Regions from separate parts of the Homo sapiens genome. Here region 1 is linked to region 2. A link is a loop called in an ENCODE intact Hi-C map of the cell type or tissue named here. Cell type or tissue: tibial artery. All regions are shown on one strand. Each heading gives the region's core, and the rest is flanking DNA. Links, peaks and the distances in the headings are about the cores only.

Region 1 (11,776 bases), core at 2,252-10,251, 68 kb before region 2:
AAAAAAAAAAAAAAAGTCAGTCGCAGTGGCTCATGCCTGTAATCCTTCCACTTTGGGAGGCTGAGGTGGGTGGATCAGCTGGGGTCAGGAGTTCTAGACCAGCCTGACCAAAATGGAGAAACCCCCTCTCTACTAAAAATACAAAAATTAGCCAGGCATGGTGGCAGGCACCTGTAATCCCAGCTTACTCAGGAGGCTGAGGCAGGACAATTGCTTGAACCTGGGAAGCAAAGGTTGCAGTGACATCACACCACTGTACTCCAGCCTGGGTGACAAGAGCGAGACTCCATCTGAAGACAAAAATAAAATAAAATACAAAATAAAAATAAATAAAAATACAAAAATTAGCGTGATGTGTTGGCGCACACCACTAATCCCAGCTACTCCGGAGACTGAGGCAGGAGAATTGCCTGAATGCAGGAGGCGGAGGTTCCAATGAGCTGAGATTGTGCCACTGCACTCCAGCCTGGGCGACAGAGCAAGACTCCGTCTCAAAAAAAAAAAAGAATTTTCTGATGTTCTGCATGGAGTGCCCACAGACTGAAGACCTTGCCACCTTTATGACATTTGTAAGATTTCTGTCCAGTATGGATTCTCTGATGTCTAATGAGGTATGAACGTGAAGTAAACGCTTTGCCACAATCATCACGCTTGTGAGATTTCTCTCCTGTATGAATTCTCCTATGTTTTGCATAGGATGAAGCTTGACTGAAGACCTTGCCACAGTCATGACATTTGTAAGGTTTCTCTCCAGTTTGAGTTCACTGATGAACTGCAATGTATGAACGATGTCTGAAAAATTTGCCACATTTATTACACTTGTAAGATTGTGGTGGAAAGAGAGATCAGACTGTTACCGTGTCTATGTAGAAAAAGGAAGACATCACAGAGATTCAAATGGCTGCAAATGAGGACCATCATGTAGTTGGGCAGAAAAATAACCCACAGACCGGGAAACTTCCTGGGGCGGGGCGAAACTAGGAAGGCCAGGCTCCGCCCCTTTCCCAGACCCGCCCCTATCTCGGCTCCCACCTCGGATCCAGCCCTCTCCATTGCGAGACCAGCCAGGGTCTAGGCGCTGGTCCAGGACGCTGCGACCCCGCCCTGCCATGAGAGGGATTGCCCGCAGACCCGGAAGCGGATGGAGAGGTCACGCGTCAGTGAGAAGGGTTTCCGTCTTCCTCTTTCAAACTTGCACTCCTATTCTACAGTGTTCCGCACCGATGTCCGGGATCCTCTAGACTTTAAAATCTGCACACCCATTCCTCTCTTGAGAGTCCCGGCGTCATTATGAGACGCTGGGAATCCAGTTGCTCCCCTGCGCATCTGTATCCCCTTAAAGTCGTCCTCAGGCTAGGTCCTTGAAACGACGTTTGTGCCTCGAAGCTCTGTAGACACTGCCTGCTGTTGGAGAGACACAATTAAAAACAAAATCTTTTCCCAGTGTAGAAAACCTCTCTGCAAAGATGGTAGAGAAAGAAAATAGTTTGAAAAAGCATTAAACCCAAATGTGATGTGCGTCACAGGCAAGCCACTAAGCCATTGCAAAGACGCAAAGAAATCTCGCACTTTTATGTAGCCAAGTAGAACATACTTGTCTTCAAGGCAAATAATAGCTAGTTCTCAAGTAAGAGGACTTGACTGCCCCATTGGTCACACATAGATCATCCTAGATTCACCTGGTAGTTGGGGTGACCATCTGTTATAGGTAATTGGCTTTATCCAGAGGAAACACAAACTTCATACACTTTATGACAAGAAGTCGTTTTGCAGCTTGGATTAAGGCTCCAAGAGCCTGATGCGAGGCTCCTACACTCCCACAGAAACTAGGGGATGGGGTGCTATTTTCCTTAATGTTTACATTTCAAAGAGAAGTTTCCCAGGTTCTTTAGAAAGACATCACTGGGTCATAAAGCTGGCAAAAGAACGACCCAGTTTTCGGAGGCATTCAAATGCATGTCTAAGAGAGAAGTGCTTACAAGTTTTCTAAAGTAAATGTTCTAAGAAAAAGGACGGTAGGGCATCTCGTTTTCAACAGGGAGAATTAAGCCTCTTCACACTGCTGAGTCATTTTCCTACTTCAGTCCCTTCACTGTCTTCCCTCCCCTGCCTTATTCCCTATAAATCCCTGACTCAGGAGATAGAGTCAAGCTCTTGAGCTCTGCCTCCCTCACCGTTTTAGGCCTCTCAAGTGCAGCCCTGAATGCTGCATCTTCTTCCTGGGCCTAGGATTCTGCAGGCCTTACTGCTTCCCTGAAAGTCCCTATCCTGAAGTCCTCCCTGGGTCAGCATCTGCCTCTCCCTAGAACTCCCCTTCACACGAGGTCGTTGTCTTCAGGAGTCCCCTGGGTCTCGGGAGATGACAGACTCCTGTCCTGTGACACTATGAGTTTCTTCTGTCCCGAATCACATATGTTAGCTGTGAGGCAGGCAAATAGGATCTGGAGGCATGAAACATAAGGCCACTTCACACTTCAGCTATGACAGGAAATAGCCCCTCCATAGGGCGTACACCGAGTAAATGACTTTGTAACTTTACTTCATCCTTTTTATTTACATAGGGCATGCACCAAGTAACCACTGGAATCCTCTAGATGGTATTTAACTCCTGAAAATTCTGTAACGGGGCCCTTGAGACCCTATGCTTGGGCCAGCTCCCACACTGTGGAGTGTACTTTCATTTTCAATAAATCCATTTATTCCTTCCTTAATTTATGCATTTTGTCCAATTCTTTGTTCAAGACACGAAGAACCTGGACACCCTCCACTGGTAACAACTGTGGTGTGTTGCGGTCTCAATTCCCCACCAGAAATTGCTATTCCCCAGCAGCCTATATTCCATTCCTATATTCACAAATTTAACTTGGATCCTGAATTCATTCGATTTTTCTTTATAATTTCTAAATTACTTTCAAATTACTTTACCATCATAGAAATATCTCTTTGATTAGGATATTACAGAGGTGTATGACTTTGGGAGAGGGTGTTGTAAGTGGAAATATGGGCTCCTGGATCATTGGGTCCATGGGTCAATTTATGTATGTCATTACAACATGAATAGATATGTTATTAGGGCTTGCAATGTGCTGTGGGATTTCATAGCAGAATGGGGGAATCATTATGGGCTCTCAAGAGTGAATTGGACCCCATGGAGCTTCCAGGATTGTGTGACTCCAGAAAGAAGGTAAAGAGTGAGGGGCTAAGACTCAGGAAACTGGTAGTTTTCACTGGAGGAGGGTTTCCTAGGGATGGGTCTCTGGGCACAACTAAAGAGGGGTATTGGGGTCCCTGGCTTAAGAGCACACATTATCCCAATAAAGAATGTGCAGACACCACCCACAGCAACTATGCAGTTCAAAGGCTTATCTTTGGGGGAATATTCTTGAGGAAATGTCAGTGCTGGTTACATGGTTACACAATATTGGCCTCTCTCTGTCACCTCCCCATTTGTCCCAACACAACACACAGAATCACAAGGTAACTGAGGGAGGTCAAGGCAATGTTTTGTAGTTTTCTATGTATAAGTCTTGCAATTTTCTTGGTTAAGTTTATTATTATGTACTTTATAATTTTTATGCTATTATAAAGTTGTTTTCTTAATTTCCTCTTTAGATTGTTCATTGCTAGCACAGAAATACAACTGATTTTTGTGTGCCCATCTTGTATCAGCAACTTTGCTGAATTTATTCTTTAGCTTTAATAGTTTGTTGTGTGTGGATTCTTTAGGATTTTCTATATCCATCTGCTAATAAAGATAGATTTCATCTTTTTTCAAATTTGAAATTTTTTTCTTGTCTAATTTCTTTGGCTAGAATTTCTAATACAGTGTTGAATAGAACTGTCAAAACTGGGCTTGTCTTGTGATCTTAGGGGGTAAGTTTTCAGTCTTTCACCCTTGAGTATAATGCTAGGTGTGGGTTTTTCATAAGTGCTCTTTATCATGTTGAAGAAGTCTCTTATATTCCCAGTTTGTTGAGTGTTTTTTTAATCATGAAAGGCTGTAAAATATTGTAAAATGCTTTTTCTGCATCAACTGAAATGACCATGTGGTTTGCTTCATCTTATTAATGTGGTGCATTATAATTCATTTTCATATGTTGAAGCATTCCTGTTTTCCTGGGATAAATCTCACTTGTTCATGGTGTATAATCCTTTTGGTAAGCCACTGCATAGGATTTGCTTGTATGCTGCTGAGGATTTTTGCACCTGTATGCGTGAGGGCTATTGGCCCGTGGTTTGCCTTTCTTGTTATTTCATTGTCTGGCTTTGATAAAAAAGGTAATGCTGGCTTCATAGGATAAATTAAGAAATGTTTCCCCCTTCTACTTTTTGGGAGAGTTGGGGAAAGATTGGTGTTAACTCTTCTTTAAATGTTTGATAGACATCATCAAGGAAGATATCTGATCCTGCCCTTTTCTTTGTGAGTAGTTTTAAAATTATTCCCTCTCTTTTCTTGTTATAGATTGTGATATAAAATAAAAAATATATGTTTGATCTAGGTCCCAGGTTCCTGGCAGAGAGACTGTAAAACCGTTGAAACTTCTTGAGTGATAGGAGTAAGTCTTTTGTTATTATATTAAGCCTCAACCATATCTGAGTTTTTGTTGAGATGACTCTTGGTGGGCCCCTTGCCAGAGGAACCAACCATGTGATTAAAGGGTTGGAACTTTCAGCTGTACACCCCTTTTTCCTCTCCAGGGAAGGAAGAAGGGCCAAAAAAGTTTGAGTTAATCACCAATGGCCAGTGACTTAGTCAGTCATGCCTACATAAGGGAACCTTCATGGAAACCTGAAACAAGGTCCAGGGAGCCTCTGGGTTGATGAATGCACCTATTTGCAAGGAGGGTGGTGCAATCCAACTCCATGGAACAGAAGGTCCTGCACTTCTGACCCTTTTGGACCCCACCCTACGTACTTCTTCATCTGGCTATAAATTTGTATGCTTTATAAAAGTGGTCCCCAGTCATTCTGGCTCCAGGGACTGGTTTCATGGAAGACAGTTTTTCCATGGATGGCAGAAGGGGGATGGTTTCAGGATGAAACTGTTCTACCTCAGATCATCAGGCATTAGATTCTCCTAAGGAATGGGCACCCTAGATCCCCCGCATGTGCAGTTCACAATAGGGTTAATGCTTCTATGAGAATCTCATGTTGCCACTCATCTGAAGGCAGTGCTCAGGCAGTAATGCTCACTCCCCCGATGCTCACCTCCTGTTGTGCAGCCCAGTTCCTAACAGGCCATAGACTGGTACTGGTCCACAGCCTGGGGGCTGGGGACCCCTGCTTTATAATATCCTTCAACATAAGCTGGTAATAAGTATACTGTATTCCCTGAGATGTGTGAGCCATTCTAGCAAATTATTGAACCCAAGGAGGGAGTTGTGAGAATGCTCATGTTGTAAAAATTCTTTCTAATTTGGTCTTCAGATCTCTCTCTGAAAAGTGGCTTAAATTCTAGGCCTGCCCTGATGGGGCTCTAGGGAAGATGATTGTGGATGTTTACAGTGTGCCTTTCATGGGATACTGCTTTATCCTGGCAGACTGCCTAATGCCTAAGTGTGTGACCTGTGGCCAGGTGTTCCGCTCACAGGAAACTTGTTTATACTGGCAGATGCCCTTGTGGCTCTTGTCTGATTGGTGTCAGACAAGATAACTCTTGATAACCACTCTCTAGGAAAGCTCTAACCATGAAAAAAGCGAGGCTCGAGTGTGTTGGCCAGGTAAGACACAGAGAAGGCAGCACAATCATACGTATGAAACATCAGAAGCCATCTATTACTTACAGATCCGAGAGAAGACAGCAGCACACATTGCAGGGCCAGTGGGAAGTGGGAAGCCATTCAAGACAGGCATGTGCAACCAGTGGGTGGGGAGTGACAGAGAGGGAGGATATGTGGCCCTAAAGCCTTAACTAGGGACTGGGAAATTACCCAAGCAGATTTTGGAGGGGAATTCTAATTGGTGGATTTATTATTTATTTATTTGAGACGAAGTTTTTTTCTCGTCGCCCAGGCTGGAGTGCAATGGCACGATCTCGGCTCACTGCAACCTCCGCCTCCCAGGTTCAAGCGATTCTCCTGCCTCAGCCTCCTGAGTAGCTGGGAATACAAGTGCGTGCCACCACGCCCGGCTAATTTTTGTCTTTTTAGTAGAGACGGGGTTTCACCATGTTGGCCAGGCTGGTCTCAAACTCCTGACCTCAGGTGATCCACCCACCTCAGCCTTCCAAAGTGCTGGGATTACAGGCATGAGCCACGGCGCCTAGGCCAACTGGTGGATTTAAAGCAAGGCGGCATGAGTTCCATGGGGTCATGCGGTGACCAAGAGGTGGTCACTGTGGCATACCTGCGCAGTCCATGCCCAGTGCAGAAGTTGTTGGGGGAGGGGTCAGTGGGTGAGGCAAGTAGGTTGTATGTAGCTCCTCTATAGAGGGGTGGTGACCAGCAGGCAATTATATAAAGCAAATGTCTGGATTGACCACACTGAGGACCTGTGAGGAGGCAGAGAACTGGAAACTGGGTCAAGGGTGACTAAGCCCTACTACTGGTGTGGGAAAATCTAGCTTATATTTAGAATGGATGCTAAGGCAACATAAAATTATAGGATTTCACGGCACCTTGATTTATAGCCAGTTAATCAGAAGTATGGGTGGCCTAGACTTGTGATTGGTGTCTGATGTGCAGGGCAGTCTTGTGGAACTGAATCCTTAACCTACGGAGCTGCCCTAATTGCAGGTCATGTCAAATTGAACTGAATAATTGGACAAGCAGTTGGTGTCTGGAGAGTTGGAGAGTTTGTTGTTGGTGGGAAAAACCCCTACATACTTGGTATCAGGAGTGCTGTGAGTAGAAACAGATCATAGTAGAATAGGTCTATTCAGAATTAGTATTTCTTCTGAGTCACGTTTGCTAGTTGTGTTTCTAGAAATTTATTCATTTAATCCAGGTTATCTAACTTGTTGTACAATTGTTCATAACAGTCTTTTATGATCTTTTTAACCACTTTCTACTTCAATTGCTAAATTTATCTTTATTCTTAATAATCTTTAAAAGTAAGTAGAATGTTCCCATTTTCATTTCTGATTTGGGTTATCTGCATGTTTCTCTTATTTTTTATTTTTTAGTCAGTCTAGCTAGAGATTTATTAATGTTTAGCTGATCTTTTAAAGAATGACATTTTTATTTCATTGTTTTCCTCTACTGTTTTTCTGTTGTCTATTTATCTCTCTTCTAATATTTATTTCCACCCTTCTGCTAGCTATGAGATTAGTTTGGTCTTCTTTTCCCAGTTCCATAAGGTGCAATCTTAGGTTACTGATTTTACAGCTGCCTGGAAGCTCAAAGTTCTACTTACCCATCTGGCTTACCACTGCCACTGCCGGCATCTGAGCAAGCTGCCTGAAGGCCTGAGAATTGGTCCACCTGGACTCACTAACATTGGTGCCTGCATATGCCTCTTAAGGGCCCAAGGAAAGCATGCATGGCTCGCTGCTGCTACCACAGAGGCCTAAGGCTGGCCCAGCTGCCGTTCTTATTCCTAGGAAAGCCTCACCATGGTCTGTGCAAAGCTAAAGTATCCTTCCCAGTTATCATCATAGAAACATCTTCAGGAAAAAGTCTTCCTCTACGAAAGTCAATGAAAAATTGAAAGGAGTGATTGTTACACCAGCTGCATGGATATCTACATAAAGACACCAGAAACGTGAACAACCAAGGCAATTTGACAAAGGATCAGAATAATTCTCCAACAGCAAATTCCAATAAAAATAAATTCATGAAATGCCAGAAAAAGATTTCAAAATTATCATATTAAGAAATTTCAGTGAGGTAAAAGAGAATGCAGATAAACAACAAAAAAAAATCAGAAAAACAGTTCAAACTGTGAATGAGAAATTCATCAAAGAGATAGATTTTATAAAAAAGAACTAAAGCAAAGTTCTGGAACTGAAGAATTCAATACACAAAATAAAAAATACACTTGAGAGGCACAGCAATAGACTAGACCAAGCAGAAGTCTTTTGAAATAACCCAGATAAGAGAGAGAGAGAGAAAAAAAAAATAAGAATGAACAAAACCTATGTGACATATAGGACACCATAAAGAGACTAAGTATTTCAAATTTTGAGTATTCTAGAAAATGAGAAGGTCAAAGGCATAAAAACACTAACAAAATAATAGCTGAAAACTTTCCAAGTCTAGCAAGAGAATTAGACATTGAAATACAGGAGGCTTAGAGATTTCCATATAGGTATAAGCCACAAAGATCATCTATATAGCATATGATAGTCAAACTGTCATATGCTATATATGACATATGACGTATTACAAAGAAACTTTGTCTCTTTGAGACAAAGAGAGAATGGAACTGGAGGTCATTCTGTTAATTGAAATAAGCCAGACAGAAAGACAAATATCCCATGTTCTCACTCATATGTGGGAGCTAAAAAAGTTGTTCACAAGGAGGTAGAGAGTGAAATGATAGACATGAGACTGGAAAGGGTGTGTGTCGGCGTGGGGGATGAAGAGAGGTTGGTTAATGGGAACAACCACACCGTTAGACAGAAGGAATAAGTTCTAAGGTTTCATAGCAGAGTATAGTGGCTATCGTTAACAACACTCTTGTATATTTCAAAATAGCTAGAGAAGACTTGAAATGTTCCCAGCCCATAGAAATGATAAATACTCAGGTGATGGATACTCTGAATATTCCGATTTGATCATTACACAATCTATGCATGTAACAGCATTTCACACATATCCCATAAATATGTACAAATATAATGTAAGAACAAAATAAATTTTTAAAAACTATAAAGTCTTTGTTTTTGTTTGTCTTTATGTTTATACTTTTTCCTGTCTATATGTTATTCATATATTTTTTTCTGCCAAAATAGATGAACGAGCACTATTGGGTTAAAGAGGGAGAGAAGCACTAAGATCAAGTAATTTGTCAGGAAAAATAGGTCAATCAATTACATGTCAGTTCCACATTAAAAATTGTTTCCTACAATATTTTCCAGCTATTATGAAATACATTCATAAAATGTTAATATTTAACAGCTCAAAATTACTAAGTTTTTATTAAAATTTAGTGTTCCTAAGAATTAAAAGTTCTAATTAGTACATGTAATTATGAATACAAAATGTATACTAAAAGTATTTTTGTCTGAGAAAGTATCCTGTGTGGTCTCAATTATAACAGAAAATAGAAAGTCAATTTTTGTACCAGAATAGAATGATTGGTTGTTCCAATATAAAAAAGGAGAAAGGTAGGAAAAAGTCTGGGGTTTTTAAAAATAATGGAAAGCCTGAGCAAGACATGGAGGGTTTCTTTCTTTCTTTCTTTCTTTCTTTCTTTCTTTCTTTCTTTCTTTTTTTCTTTCTTTCTTTCTTCTTTCTTCTTCTTTTTTTTTTTTTTTTTGAGATGGAATATCGCTCTGTCACCCAGGTTGGAGTGCAGTGGCGCGATCTTGGCTCACTGCAGCCTCCGCCTCCTAGATTCAAGCAATTCTTGTGCCTCAGCCTCCCAAGTAGCTGGGATTACAGGCATGTGCCACCACGCCTGGCTAATTTTTGAGGTTTTGGTAAGAGACAGGGTTTCACCATGTTGGCCAGTCTGGTCTCAAAACTTCTGACCTCAAGTGATCCACACACCTCAGCCTCCCAAAGTCTTGGGATTACAGGTGTGAGCCACTGCGCCCAGCAACGTGGAGGGTTTCTGAAGGATGGGTCTTGGGAAAGAATTTTTGTGTGATGGGGTTGGCTGGCATTGAGAGGAAATTGTTTATAAGTTTTCCTAAGAATTGAGCATTGATGTCAGGGGTGCACTGATGTAATTCAGAATCTGGTCTATTATGTGTGGAGCAACGGGGTTTTCTTGAAATGTTGACCTGCTCTTAATAAAAATTACAATAGGATTTGATTTTTAGTTCTGAAATCTGTTTCTATCCATTTTCAACCATCGTCTGCATTGCAAGGTTTTTTCCTGTTTTACAGTTTACATTTAATCTACTTAATTCCAGATTTAAAATGTGATCTTCTCCATTTAAATAGTAATTTCATTTCTCAAAATAGAGGGATTTTGAAGCTTTTCAGATTCATATTTCAGAAGTACAACTTTTGCTACATCTCATGCATCATTGCCTTCAGCTCTTCCTCCTTTTCTTCTTGAGGGGGTACAACTTTTTGCTTGGCTGAAATAAATAACTCTCTCTCTCAACTTTTCATCTGCTTCTACAGCATTTTTTTTTTTTTCAGTTCTGACTCTGCTATTGACCTGACACTGAAAATATTTATCTTCCTCCAGTGTAACTTGATTCTATGTTCTTGGTTTTTCTTGATGTGTCTGAGTTTTTTCCATGTAACCAGAAAATTTCACATAATTTTACTTTTTCTAAAAGCCACATGCTCCCCTGCCCAAGGTACTAGTTGTTTTGTTTACTTATTCTGTAATAGGGTGTATGCTTATAACTTTGGACACACACTCTTCCAGTATCTAATTGAATTTAAGTACCTTTTCTTCAGGTTCAAATTCCAGGTTATCTGAACAGGCTTCCCATAGGGAGAAGCAATCACATTGCAGGAAGTTTTTCTTTACCTTTTGGTAACTGGCCTAGAGAACAAACATGTTATGTTTCATCAAGATGATTTCCTGTGCACTTCCTGTTATCGTCATTATGCTTTAATTACTCAGCAATGTTGAGCTTTAAATAAAGTTAAGGGTATTTTTAAAAATTTAACATCCATGTAATTTTCTGTATTTATTTTTTAAATATTTTAATTGTCACTCTGGTCAAGTGAATAATTTATTATTGATGTGAGTGTTCCAAAATTTATGTAAAATTTATAGAAGTCTAATGGTCTTGGCGTCAACTTATAATTCATGATTCTAGTGAATCCATGATGCATGAAATAGAGATAACTAAATTTCCTCATCGATGGCTAAATATCATCAGATTCTTTTTTTTTTTTTTTTTTTTTTTTTTGAGACAGAGTTTCGCTTGTGTTGCCCAGGCTGGAGTGCAATGGCGCTATCTCGGCTCACGGCAACCTCTGCCTCCCGTGTTCACGTGATTCTGCCTCAGCCTCCCGAGTAGCTGGGATTACAGGCATGTGCCAGCACACTCGGCTAATTTTGTATTTTTAGTAGAGAGGGGGTTTCTCCATGTTGGTCAGGCTGGTGTCCCACTCCCGACCTCAGGTGATCCGCCCGCCTCGGCCTCCCAGAGTTCTGGGATTACAGGCATGAGCCACCGTGCCCAGCCTAGATTCTTAATTGTAGCTAGTCTAAGTCTTTGCCATCCACTGTTGTAATTCTTCTCTAATGGCATTTGCAATCGGATTCATGGAGAAGACTCTGACAAATACTCCTGAAGACAGGTTTCTGATAACCTTAAAAACAATAGACTAAGTAAAAATTTTCGGAACTCTAATAAGGGAACTAATGGCTTCATGAAACTGCTAATTGAGATCAAATACAACAAAAAATAATTACGGGAGACTTAATAACTTATGAAGATCATATTTTAATGACTTTTTGGATACAGTTTTGGTTATTTAACCTAAAAGATTTGTTTTCCAGATTTCAGAAAACGTTCTCTATTAAGCTACCTAAAGTTTACAGCAATTTGGTAATATATACTTTTATGAACAGAGGTGGAAATGTGATCCCTATTTGATCTGCCTAAAATTTGAAGCTCTTCATGTGTATTTTTATTTTATGGCAATAGAGTTGTTTGCATAAGTTCAATAAGAATCTGCTTTCTTTGTAACAGGAT
Region 2 (11,776 bases), core at 1,182-9,181:
AAATTAGCCAGGCATGGTGGTGCGCACCTATAATCCCAGCTATTCGGGAGGCTGAGGCAAGAGAATCACTTGAACCCAGGAAGCAAAGGTTGCCTGCCTCAGCGAGCTGAGATCGTGCCACTACACTCCAGCCTGGGTAACAGGGAGACTCTGTCTCAAAAAAAAAAAAAAAAAAAAAAAAAGTTCTGCATTAAACAAAACAAATTCATGTATTTTGGCTCCAAATTGTATTCATCTGCTGCTCCAAGGCTGAGGAAGTTTATTCCAAAAACTTGTCTCAAGTTGGAAATGAAAAAGTCCATCCTGAAACCTACTTCTTGCCACTATAGCCAGCTCTATCAAGGCTTACCCAGAACAATCTACCTTTTGAATATCTCAAAAATCCATTCAATTTCTTTCCCACCTGCCAAATCTCTATTTACTTGTTGTCTCCTATGTGCACCCTTTGTTTGTTTTTGAGACAGTCTCACTCTGTCACCCAGGCTGGGGTGCAGTGGTACGATCTTGGCTCACTGCAACCTCCACCTCCTGGGTTCAAGTGATTCTCCTGCCTTAGCCTTGCGAATAGCTGGGTTTACAGGTGCCCGCCATCATGCCAGGCTAAATTTTGTATTTTAGTACAGACAGGGTTTTGCCATGTTGGCCAGGCTGGTCTTGAACTCCTGACTTCAGGTGATCCGCCCACCTGAGCCTCCCAAAGTGCTGGGATTACAGGTGTGAGCCACCATGCCTGGCCCCATCTGCACCCTTTGTAAAAGTGAGCTGACACAGCTCCCTATATTCCTTTTTGTCTCTTATGGATCATTCTTCAAATGTTTACCTGGAAATATTTTAATATACTAATCTTTCTCAATAAACATTATCATATTTCAAATGTCCACAGTTTTTTTATGGGATGTAAGGCACAATTTCAAAATGAGATTTCAAGAGGTCAAATATCCAAACCATAACAACCACCCACATGCTATGCCCATTTAGGCAACTGCTATGCCCATTTATACAATTCCAAGCTCTAGTACGTCTTAGGAAAATTTAATATCTCAGATTGGACATCACACATTTAAAGATGCTTTCAGTATCTATACATTATTTCAGGACTATTTTATGGAATCTGAAGTTCTTCACTGCAATCATTAATAAAAAATACAACTATATAAGTACTCACATGTTAATTACATAAGATTTCATTTACTATGGCTATTATTATTTAGTATTTCACATTGGATAAGTCTCTGTCTTATTCACCCCTCTCTCTGCAGTGAAATTGGCTGATAATCATTCTTAAGATCCCTTGAGGTCTGAGTGCATCAGTGGCCGAACATAAACCAAGACAGCCAATTCACATTTTCCTGAAATCATGAAAGAATCGTCTATTTCTTCTGCAGCAGATACTGCAGAGCCTGGATCTGCTGGGGTCACGGCACATGAGAACAAAAGGGCTAATAGTTGGAAAACAGGCAATGATTAGTGCAGCAGTGTTCACTAGCCACCAACTGGAATTATCGAAGAGAGCTAAATAAACGTAGGTGATGAAGGAAAGGGCGTAACATAATGCAAAGGTGCTCACCAATGCAAGGATGCTTTGGATGGCTCTGTTCCCAGGAGAAGAGTTGGGGTAGAGATTGTTCCTACAGATGTGTTGTACCTGCTGTTTGTGCCTGTACAAGACCAAAACGATGGAGCTGCTGGCCCAGAGCATGAGCCCCAGACACAAAACATCATGGAAGGATGTCAATGCTGCATATACTGACTTTGTGACTTCATCACTAAGTGGGGCAGAACAATATCCCAAATCTCCTTTCTTTGTGATGTTGTTGTTGCTCCATTTGCCAGTTGTATAAATAGGAAAAATGGCATTTACCAGCATGTGGAAGGCCCAGCACAGGATATTGGAGAGACCAATGTATGTCGGGGCTTTTACTTTCATCTCTGCCCACCTGGAGTTCCTAGGGTTGATGGTGATCACCTGGAAGACACTCAAGAGGCAGGTGCTTCCAATGGACACACCCCTGCCTACCCTGTGTGCATACAAAAGAAATTTGCATCCAAAATAATTGTCAAAATGTTTCAACCCAAAAGTTGCCATGGTCTCTGGGATTCTTTTAGATAGGATAACCAAGGAGTCAGCTACAGTCAGGTGCCTGAGAATCAAATCTGTGGATCTTGGCTTGTATCCCCTAAAGTAAAGGAACATATAATAATATAAGAGTGAAAAATTCCCCAGGATTCCAACAACTACCTGGAATAGTGTAGGGTCCAGCCCCACAGGTTTGGTGGGTTTCTCTCCGTGTGCAGAGACAAGAGAGTGTAGAAATAAAGACACAAGACAAAGAGATGAAAGAAAAGACAGCTGTGTCTGGGGGACCACTACCACCAAGACGCGGAGACCGGTAGTGGCCCCGAATGCCAGGCTGCACTGATATTTATTGGATACAAAGCAGGAGACTGGTAGTGGCCCCAAATGCCAGGCTGCGCTGATATTTATTGGATACAAAGCAAAAGGGGTAGGGTAAAGAGTGTGAGTCATCTCCAATGATAGGTAAGGTCACGTGGGTCACGTGTCCACTGGACAGGGGGCCCTTCCCTGCCTGGCAGCCAAGGCAGAGAGAGAGAGAGGGAGAGAGAGAGACAGCTTATGCCATTATTTTTGCATATCAGAGACTTTTAGTACTTTCACTAATTTTACTACTGCTATCTAGAAGGCAGAGCCAGGTGTACAAGATGGAACATGAAGGCAGACCAGGAGCGTGACCACTGAAGCACAGCATCACAGGGAGACAGGCCTCTGGATAACTGCAGGTGGTACTGAGTCAGGCCCTCCACAAGAGGTGGAGGAGTAGAGTCTTCTCTAAACTCCCCCAGGGAAAGGGAGACTCCCTTTCCCGGTCTGCTAAATAGCGGGTGTTTTTCCCTGACACTAACGCTACCGCTAGACCACGGTCCACTTGGCAACGGGCGTCTTCCCACACGCTGGCGTTACCCCTAGACCAAGGAGCCCTCTGGTGGCCCTGTCTGGGCGTAACAGAAGGCTCGCGCTCTTGTCTTCTGGTCACTTTTCACTATGTCTCCTCAGCTCCTATCTCTGTATGGCCTGGCTTTTCCTAGGTTATGATTATAGAGCGAGGATTATTATAATATTGGAATAAGAGTAATTGCTACCAACTAATGATTAATGATATTCATATATAATCATGTCTATGATCTAGATCTAATATAACTCTTGTTGTTTTATATATTTTATTATGCTGGAACAGCTCGTGCCCTCGGTCTCTTGCCTCGGCAGCTGGGTGGCTTGCTGCCCACAAATAGGAAGATCATTCCAATTTTCAGGTCCACAGAGGCCATTCTGTCATTTTCCAGCACTCAATATTGAGTAAGCAGAAGGTTCTGCATGGCAACACGAGTTGTGGGCCACATTTTCATGGAAAATAACCTTTCACTTATGACGATTTCTTCCCCCTGAATATTAAAAGTGAAATATATAGAGAGATATATTGTTAACAAATTTCCCATTTCGTGTATTTCTTTTTACAGCACCTACAATGTATGAGTGACTTTTATAAATGCTGTACCTATTCTGACATTTAATATTCACAACTCCATGAGGTAGGAATTCATATTATTCTCCTTTCACCAACTCTAAAAGAGTTTAAGCACAAGGAGATTAGGTGACTCATTTAAATACCAGAAGAGTGAAGATTTGAACGTGAGTAGCCTGGTTGCAGTAACATTGGTGTTCACTACTACGCTATAATAGTTGCCTAGTTGTGTCCTTTATATATCTATACACACATATATATACATATACACACACACATACATACACGCACACCTACATATGTATAAATATTTGTCATGTTCACTTTATAAATTTGGTTTGATAATTTCCTATTTTTGTCAAAGTATTTATTCTACATATCAATATAACTTATGAGTGAATATTCATAGGTCTTGATAAGTTATAATAGGCACTAAATAATTTCATATGACCCAATGTATTTAATGTGAGTAGATGTTAAGATACCAGCAGAAACACTCATTTCACTGTCTGCAAAGACTAAAAATACTACGGCACCCATCACGGAAATTAATGTACAACATTAGGTAGAGTGTGCACTAAAATATGAGACATGAAACATAAAAGGTGATAAAGCATTTTAGGCTAGAAAACGAATCATTTTAAAGATTATGTAACTATATATTTATTATTTTAAAACAACTAACTGAAACTTGAATTAATATTTGATTTGGGAAACCTATGAAAATATAATAATTCTGCAAAATGGAATTTGAAAGTATGGAATCTTGTGCATTTAATACATTGAAAAGAGAAAGAGGCTGGGCGCTGTGGCTCACACCTGTAATCCCAGCACTTTGGGAGGCCAAGATGGGTGGGTCACAAGGTCAAAAGATCGAGACATCGTAGCTAATACGGTGAAACCCCGTCTGTACGGGTGAGACTCCGTCTCAAAAAAAAAAAATTTAAATACATATATGTATTTTTATATGTAAAATAAATAGAATTTTTATATGTGTATGTTTATATGTAAATAACATATATGTATTTTTATGCTAAAATGCACTCTCATTTTTTTTTCACCCTTCACCTGTTATCAGATGTAATTCCCAGTTACGAAAACAGAGACCCAAAGAGACAGTGGATAGACCTTGGTTTACTCAGATACCCCCATATGGGCTCATCTTCTCTTGGGGAGCCTCCAGTCAATAAGTTTCCTCTCTGGGCCCAAGAGAAATCAATTCAGTTGGCCAGGAGAATTGCCAAGCACATATTATGTTAAAAATACTCTTCCAAATAACTGAGAATAAAGACTTTACAGACTAAAGGCCAGGAGCGGTGGCTCACGCCTATAACCCCAGCACTTCATGAGGCCCAGGTGGGCGGATCACATGAGCTCAGGGGTCCCAGACCAACCTGGCTAACGTGGTGAAACCCCGTCTCTACTAAAAATGCAAAAATTAGCCAGGCATGGTGGCACACGCCTGTAGTCCCAGGTACTCGGGAGGCTGAGGCAGGAAAATCGCTTGACCCAGGAGGCGTAGGTTGCCGTGAGCCGAGATCGCGCCATTACAATCCAGCCTGGGAAACAGAGACTCCATCTCAAAATAATAATAAAAATAATAATAACGATAGTATATTAGTAATTAATAACTTAGACAAAACACAACATACCAACTCCAATAAATCCAGCACTTGGATTTGTAATTTATCTCAAGAAATGTGCATTAGGATAATAAAGGAAAATAAATTTAGATCGATACAAGCAGAACTTTGCGTTCTTTTAAAGCCAAGCCTCAGCCTTCCACCCCCCACCGCCCAGGGTCTGACCCCATAAATTCTCTGGAACTCAGCCCATGGTGCATCTCTGCCTCCTGGGTGACTGGGGAGCGGAAATAAAAATTACGTTCCAGTGAAAGTCAATATAAAATTGTACACTCCGCACAGGCACAAAAATGCATCTCATTCCAGTTTCCATCACCTACGCAGACAACTCCAGCTTTCGCTTAATTAAATACAAATTTTAATCGTCCGGATTTCAGAAGTTCCTGGATCCAAGAGCTTCCTTATACCGTCGCCCTCTCCCATCCACCAGGTCCCAGCGCTCCTCCCGCCTCGTCGCAGGACGCGCCTCCATCGCTCGCAGAAACGTTTTCAAGCAAACCTTTCCCATCTTAAGCTCCGATTCCAATATAAGGGGCCCACAGGTCTCTAATTTTTTACTTAGCTAGGCTCCAAAGGACACCATAGAGATTCAAGGGAATCCAAAAGTGAAGAATCGAGTACTGCTGGGCGACAAACAGGCCTAAAAAAGTCGCTGGGACGCGCCGAGGAGAGGTCCGGCAGTCCGACCCCTAGGCCCCGCCCATCCCGCCATTGTCCCCGCCCATCCCGCCATTGTCCCCGCCCATCCCCGCCATTTGCCCGCCCATCCCCACAGTTGTCCGCGCCCTGCCCCTGCCCTTGCCCCTTGCGCCGCCCCAGTGCACTCGCGTACGCGCAGGTTCCTGCCGACCCGGAAGCGGATCTCGCGGGGCTACTGGCGCTCTCGGGTGAGTCTCCGTCTTTCGGGTTCAAGCCTGCGCCTCGCGGGCCACAGGTTCCCACGCTCCGCTGTCGGGTTTTGGGGTCGCCCTGTAGGTTAAAACCCCGAACCTGCTCATTCCTCTCGCGGCGTGGCCCTAAGACGTTCCCAGTCCCGTCGCTCCGAGAGGGTCTAGAGATCTGCGTCCATTTCGGATTAAAATCGTTCTGAAGTGGGTACTGGCCCCGACCTTTTTGCTTTAGGTCAGTGTGGACACCGACCGCCCACCGCGTCGTTTCTCTGCTTAAAACTCTTCTCTGACTCCCTCTTCCCTCCCCCTGGTAAAGCCCTCACTCGGGGTGGATACACACCCTTCGCCCTTCTCCAGGGAGAACAGAGGGGAAGCAGAAATGGAGGATAAAGAGGGAGAAATGCGCGAAATTAGAGAGCCATCAGAAACAATAGCAGGGACTGAAAAAAAGGATGCTACCAGGATGGGGCCAAACACTCTGTCAGAGAAGGAGAGGAAGGGAAGCCAAATGAGCAGAAAGGGACAGGAAAACGCCGAAATGGGAAAAAGAAAAGGAAAGAAACAGAAGGTGGAAGAGAAACATTTATAGAGAGGGGGAAAAAAATCACATAATGGTGGAGAAAGGGGGGGGCACCCAAATCCATGTGAGTGTGGATTGATTTAATATGGAACATTAAGTTGTGAAGTACTGATGTATGGCTCTATAATTAATTTAAAATTTGCTTCATTGTTTGTGCAGAAGAGCATGAAAATTGCAAAACTACGGTGTGAGGCTTCTGCGTTTTCTAATTATTACATCAGAAGCAACCCTTATTCAGCCAGAGGGTTAACTGACTTAGCTCAGTTAATTCCAGCTCACCCTCTTCCCTTTCTCTGATCTTGAGGAGAGTCAAGAAATGGGAAGAAACTGTGACACCGTATGCTGCTTTTGCAAACAGACATTAACAATATTATTCCCTCCTTTTTTGTGTGTGGCTTGTGTCATTTTCTAAATTTGACGTGTATTCAACTTGTCTTAAATGTAATTCCATAATTTATTGGATTTAAAAAAAATTTTCAAAGTATTTTCTCTTAAATGTATTGTTCAGCTTATGAGGTTTAAATGCTTTCTTTTGCTTTCTTTTATTTATTTATTTATTTTTTTGAGACGGAGTCTCACTCTGTCACCCAGGCTGGAGTGCAGTGGCTTGATCTCGGCTCACTGCAACCTCCGCCTCCAGGGTTCAAGCGATTCTCCTGCCTTAGCCTCCCGAGTGGCTGGGATTAAAGGCATGCGCCACCATGCCCGGTGAATTTGTATTTTTAGCAGAGACGGGATTTTCACCTTGTTAGCCAGGCTGGTCTCGAACTCCTGACCTCAGGTGATCTGTCTCCGCCTCTCAAAGCACTGGGATTACAGGCGTGAGCCACCGCGCCTGGCCTAAATGCTTTCTACTTTTTATCATATATTGGAACTATTCTTTTATGTCTGGTACTTGATTTCACAGTGTTTCACTCTAAGGTGTTGATAATCTTTTACCACTTAAAATCTGGTTTAACCAGTTAGTTTAATACAGTTGACCTTGAACAACACCAGTTTGAGCTAAGCAGGTACAACTATACAGGGGATTTTCTTCTACCCCTGCCACTCCTGACACAGCAAAATGAACCTCTTCTCTTCCTTTTCCACTGCAGCCCACACAATATGACCTCGGGGAGGATGCGAGGAAGATGAACTGTGATGATCCACTTCTTCTTAATGAATGGTAAATATATTTTCCCTTCTTTATGATTTTCTTAATCACATTATCTTTTCTCTAGCTTACTTTTTTATAAGAATACAGTATATAATACATGTAACATACAAAATATGTGTTAATCAACTGTTTATGTTTTCAGTAGACTTCTGGTCAACAATGGGTTATCAGTAGTTAAGTTTTTGGGAAATCAAAAGTTATACCTGGATTTTTGACTGGAGGTGGGGTGCGATTAGCACCCCATCACTACTGGTGTTGCTCAAGGCTCAGCTGTATTCAGTTTCTTTACTCCCTTATGTCATCTAAAAGCCTCCCACTAAGTAGATGTTCCTCCAGGTCCCCTTTGTCCTTTCTCTGCAAGATGTTGAAGAATGGCCTGGATTGGTGTGGAATTTTGTTCCAACAGAGCCCGTCTGTTCATAATGAAGAGATTACTCAGCACTAATCTCCACAGCTGACCCCCTTTCATGCTTTCCAAGAGTAATAGCTATTTGTAATTTCATATTTTTGAATATTTTTCTGGAAAAGAGTTAAATCCTTGGGATCAATTAAACCCATGAAATAGAAGTTTCTACTCAGGAATGTGAATGGTGATCTGGAAATAAGGACAAACCTTTGCTACTGCCCTATCCAGGCCACCATTTCAACATTCATTTACAACTGAGTTCTGCTCACTCAACTCAGACCTTTTCCAGGTAACTTGGTGAAATATCTCCTCTCTCTGAGGCTCAGTGTGCCCACCTGTAACGTGGAGATGATGGGTATACCAGAAATTCTGAATCTGAGCCGATGGGATCCCTGAAATGATTTTCAGGATTGAGCATGTGTCTGCATGTGGCAATTTTTTGAGAGAGGGTGCCCAGTTACAGTTAGTCTTAAATGACTCTGAGACCTCCAAAAATGATGGAAACTACTAGGAAAGGGGTCGGGGCATAGGGTTAGAGATAGGAGAGCTGCTTCTCTCTCAGCTTTTTATTCTTTCTCCCTATCTCTACATCAGAAGTAAGTCTTAAGTTTTATTATGTCATCTCCTGGCGTTATATCTTTTTATGCTTTCCCCCTGCCTGTGGGACAAAAGTCTAAACTACTTAGTATGGCTACAGCAGGGATTCGTGGAGCTATGGTGGCTCTTCACCTGTTCCAATTTTAGGCTTTTATATCCTGCATTGACTGACAGTCATTGGATACTGGCCATGAACTTGGACACAACAGTTTTTCTTGGCTGAGTGTCAGGTGGACAAAGGACAATGCAATTGATGCAGAATGTGTGGGTTTCAGCAAGAAGGGAGAACTTTTTGAAGACATAGGTGGAATAACTCCTTAGTCTCTGTTTAGGAGTTAATTTTTTTCATGAGTTTATTTTCACTCTTGTTGCAATTGGAAGCTAAGGACCATCTTTTTTCTATATCAAGCCTCTTCCTGTGTGTGTGTGGTAGAGGCAGGGGGTGTGTTGATTTTAAGCATTAAACAACATATTTTTGACATACAGACTGACTTACCTGAGAAAGAAACTCAGAGGAAGAGGAAAGAAAGAAGAGGAGGGAATGGCTCTTTCTCAGGTAAAAGTTATATTCTTGGTTCACTGTTTTGTCCTCTCCTTCCTGAAATGCCATATTTTGGACTTGCTAATTTTATCTGACTCTGAAGTGTCCTGACTAATATGTATATTCACACCCAGGGCTTTCCCTCAATTCCATCTCCACATAGATTCCATCTCACTGTGACCCGGTAACACGGAACTTTGGAAAAGGCTCCGTTTAGATGATTGTTCTGGAAAGGGTTTTATGCCTAGGCATGGATTGGGTATGGGGGGCAGGCTCCATGGTGTCAGTGAGGTTGGGTGGTAGTGACTGTTTAGAGACTTCATTTGGATACCCTTTCATCTCTTTATAAACCAGGATTAAAGAAGCTGCATATGGAAGTGATATATTAATGTGCACAAATACCTGGAAAACTTTGAAAAAGAAGACTGTTGGGGGAAACTTGCTTAGCTTGAGTTTATAATACATTTGTAGCTAAACAATTGAATCAGTGTGTTTCTGGCTCTAAAATATTAATTTGAAATAGAATGGGAAGTTCAGAAGTAGACATTGGGGATGGAGAAGGTAGTCTTTTTTCATAATTGGTTTTAAAATATTAAATCAACATAGTTGTCTTAACAGCAGGAGGTTCTTTAAATTCTTCACAGTGCATCCATCTCATGAAGACTCTCCTGTTCATTTGGGAATTCTCATGCAGTGGGTGTTTAGATAAAAATGTCTGTAATTTATTATTTTTCTTAATTTTAGTCCAGGGGTAGGTTTGTTATATAGCTAAACTTGTGTCATGGGAGTTTGTTGGACAGATTATTTCATCATCCAGATATTAAACCTCGTACCCATTAGTTATTTTTCCTGATCCTCTCCCTCCTCCCACCCTCCATCCCTGATAGGCTCCAGTGTGTGTTGTTTCCCTCTATGTGTCCATGTGTTCTCATAATTTAGCTCCCACTTGTGAGAACATGCAGCATTTAGTTTTCTGTTCCTGTGTTAGTTTGCTAAAGATAGTGGGCTCAAGCTCTGTCCATGTCCCTGCAGAGGACATGATCTCTTTTTTTATGGCTACATAGTATTCCGTGGTGTATGTGTACCACATTTTCTTTATTCAGTCCACCATTGGTGGGCATTTAGGTTGATTCCATGTCTTCGCTATTGTGACTAGTGCTGCAGTGAACATATGCACGTATGTGTATGTTCATGCACGCATGATGGGATTGCTGGGTTGAATGGTAATTCTGTTTTTCGATCTTTGAGGAATCACCACACTGTCTTCCAGGATGGTTGAACTAATTTACACTTCCACCAATGGTGTGTAAGTGTTCCTTTTTCTCCACAACCTCACCAGCATCTGTTATTTTTTTGACTTTTTAATAATAGCTAAAAGGGGCTGGGTGCAGTGGCTCACACCTGTAATCCCAGCACTTTGGGAGGCTGAGACGGGTGGATCACCTGAGGTCAGGAGTTCGAGACCAGCCTGACCAACATGGTGAAATCCCGTCTCTACTAAAAATACAAAATTAGCTGGGCATGGTGGCACGTGCCTGTAATCCCAGCTACTCGAGAGGCTGAGGCAGGAGAATCGCTTGAACCCGGGAGGCAGAGGTTGCAGTGAACTAAGATTGTGCCGTTGCACTCCAGCCTGAGCAACAAGAGCAAAACTCCATCTCAAAAAAATAATAATAATAATTAAAAAATAATAGCCAAAAGATGGCTATAATATAGCTAAGACCTGTGAGCAGAACTTTCTGTCATCAGAGAGGCAGGAGCCAAATTCTGATTACACTACTTGTTAAATACTACATTTCTTTTGTAGTAAACATCACATGATATATATATTTTTTATGATAAAATGTCATGCAGTGATGCTTAGGGACTAAAAAGTAAAACATTATGTTGTCCAGTCCACCATCACCCACTATCTCCATCAGGAACTACTGATCATTCTTTTCAATGGAAGAGAAGTCGTAAAAATCATAATTTAATTTTAGAAAATGTTTAGTGAATATTTTGTTGTGATATTCTGTTTTGCAAAATTGTATATTTGTATACTGTATGTCTTTGTTTTGGTTTTTTGCTGGTAAACAGAGACAGCTTGAGTTTTTACTTTCTCATTGGAGCATTCTCTTACTGAAGACACATTGGTTGTTTACAGTTTTTCTCCATTACAAAGAATCCGCATTGGCTGCCTCTGAGCAGGCCAACTGTACTACAGCTGTGTGAGGATTCCTCCAGGTTGGGCAATTTGAAGCATGATTACTGGCTTAATGATGCTTCTGAGGAAGCTCAGACATTACACTTACTAAAAAATACTTTAAATCAACTATCTTAACCATGCTTAGAGAGCTGAAGTAAACGGTGGACAAAGAACTAAAGGAAAGTAGGACAACAGTGTTTCAACGAATATCAGTAAAAACATAGAAATTATTAAAA

What was found. Hi-C counts contacts between places; a loop is a spot of excess contacts. Peaks named below come from ENCODE experiments on the same cell type or tissue, not always from the same donor. Only the 100,000 strongest peaks of a DNase experiment are listed, where the experiment ranks them.
Region 1: it touches region 2 in a loop (2.0-fold over the local background); 24 of 110 quality-filtered maps call a loop at or near these places.

Annotation. Positions count from the first base shown.
Region 1 is chr19:53,318,500-53,330,275 of GRCh38, reverse strand. No RefSeq gene overlaps it. Among named protein-coding and RNA genes, the nearest start is that of ZNF845, 9.4 kb to the left of the region's middle. In tibial artery, for the core only: no CTCF peak of the experiment used is centred there; no DNase peak of the experiment used is centred there; H3K27me3 peaks cover 437 bases.
Region 2 is chr19:53,249,127-53,260,902 of GRCh38, reverse strand. It overlaps ZNF677 (zinc finger protein 677), which reads left to right and starts at 6,030. Exons shown (of 5, transcript NM_182609.4): 1 at 6,030-6,069; 2 at 7,747-7,817; 3 at 9,298-9,367. The coding sequence starts at 9,353. It overlaps VN1R2 (vomeronasal 1 receptor 2), which reads right to left and starts at 2,611. Exons shown (of 1, transcript NM_173856.2): 1 at 1,301-2,611. The coding sequence starts at 2,527. The coding sequence ends at 1,340. In tibial artery, for the core only: no CTCF peak of the experiment used is centred there; a DNase peak (open chromatin) is centred at 6,042; H3K4me3 peaks cover 2,186 bases; H3K27ac peaks cover 1,787 bases.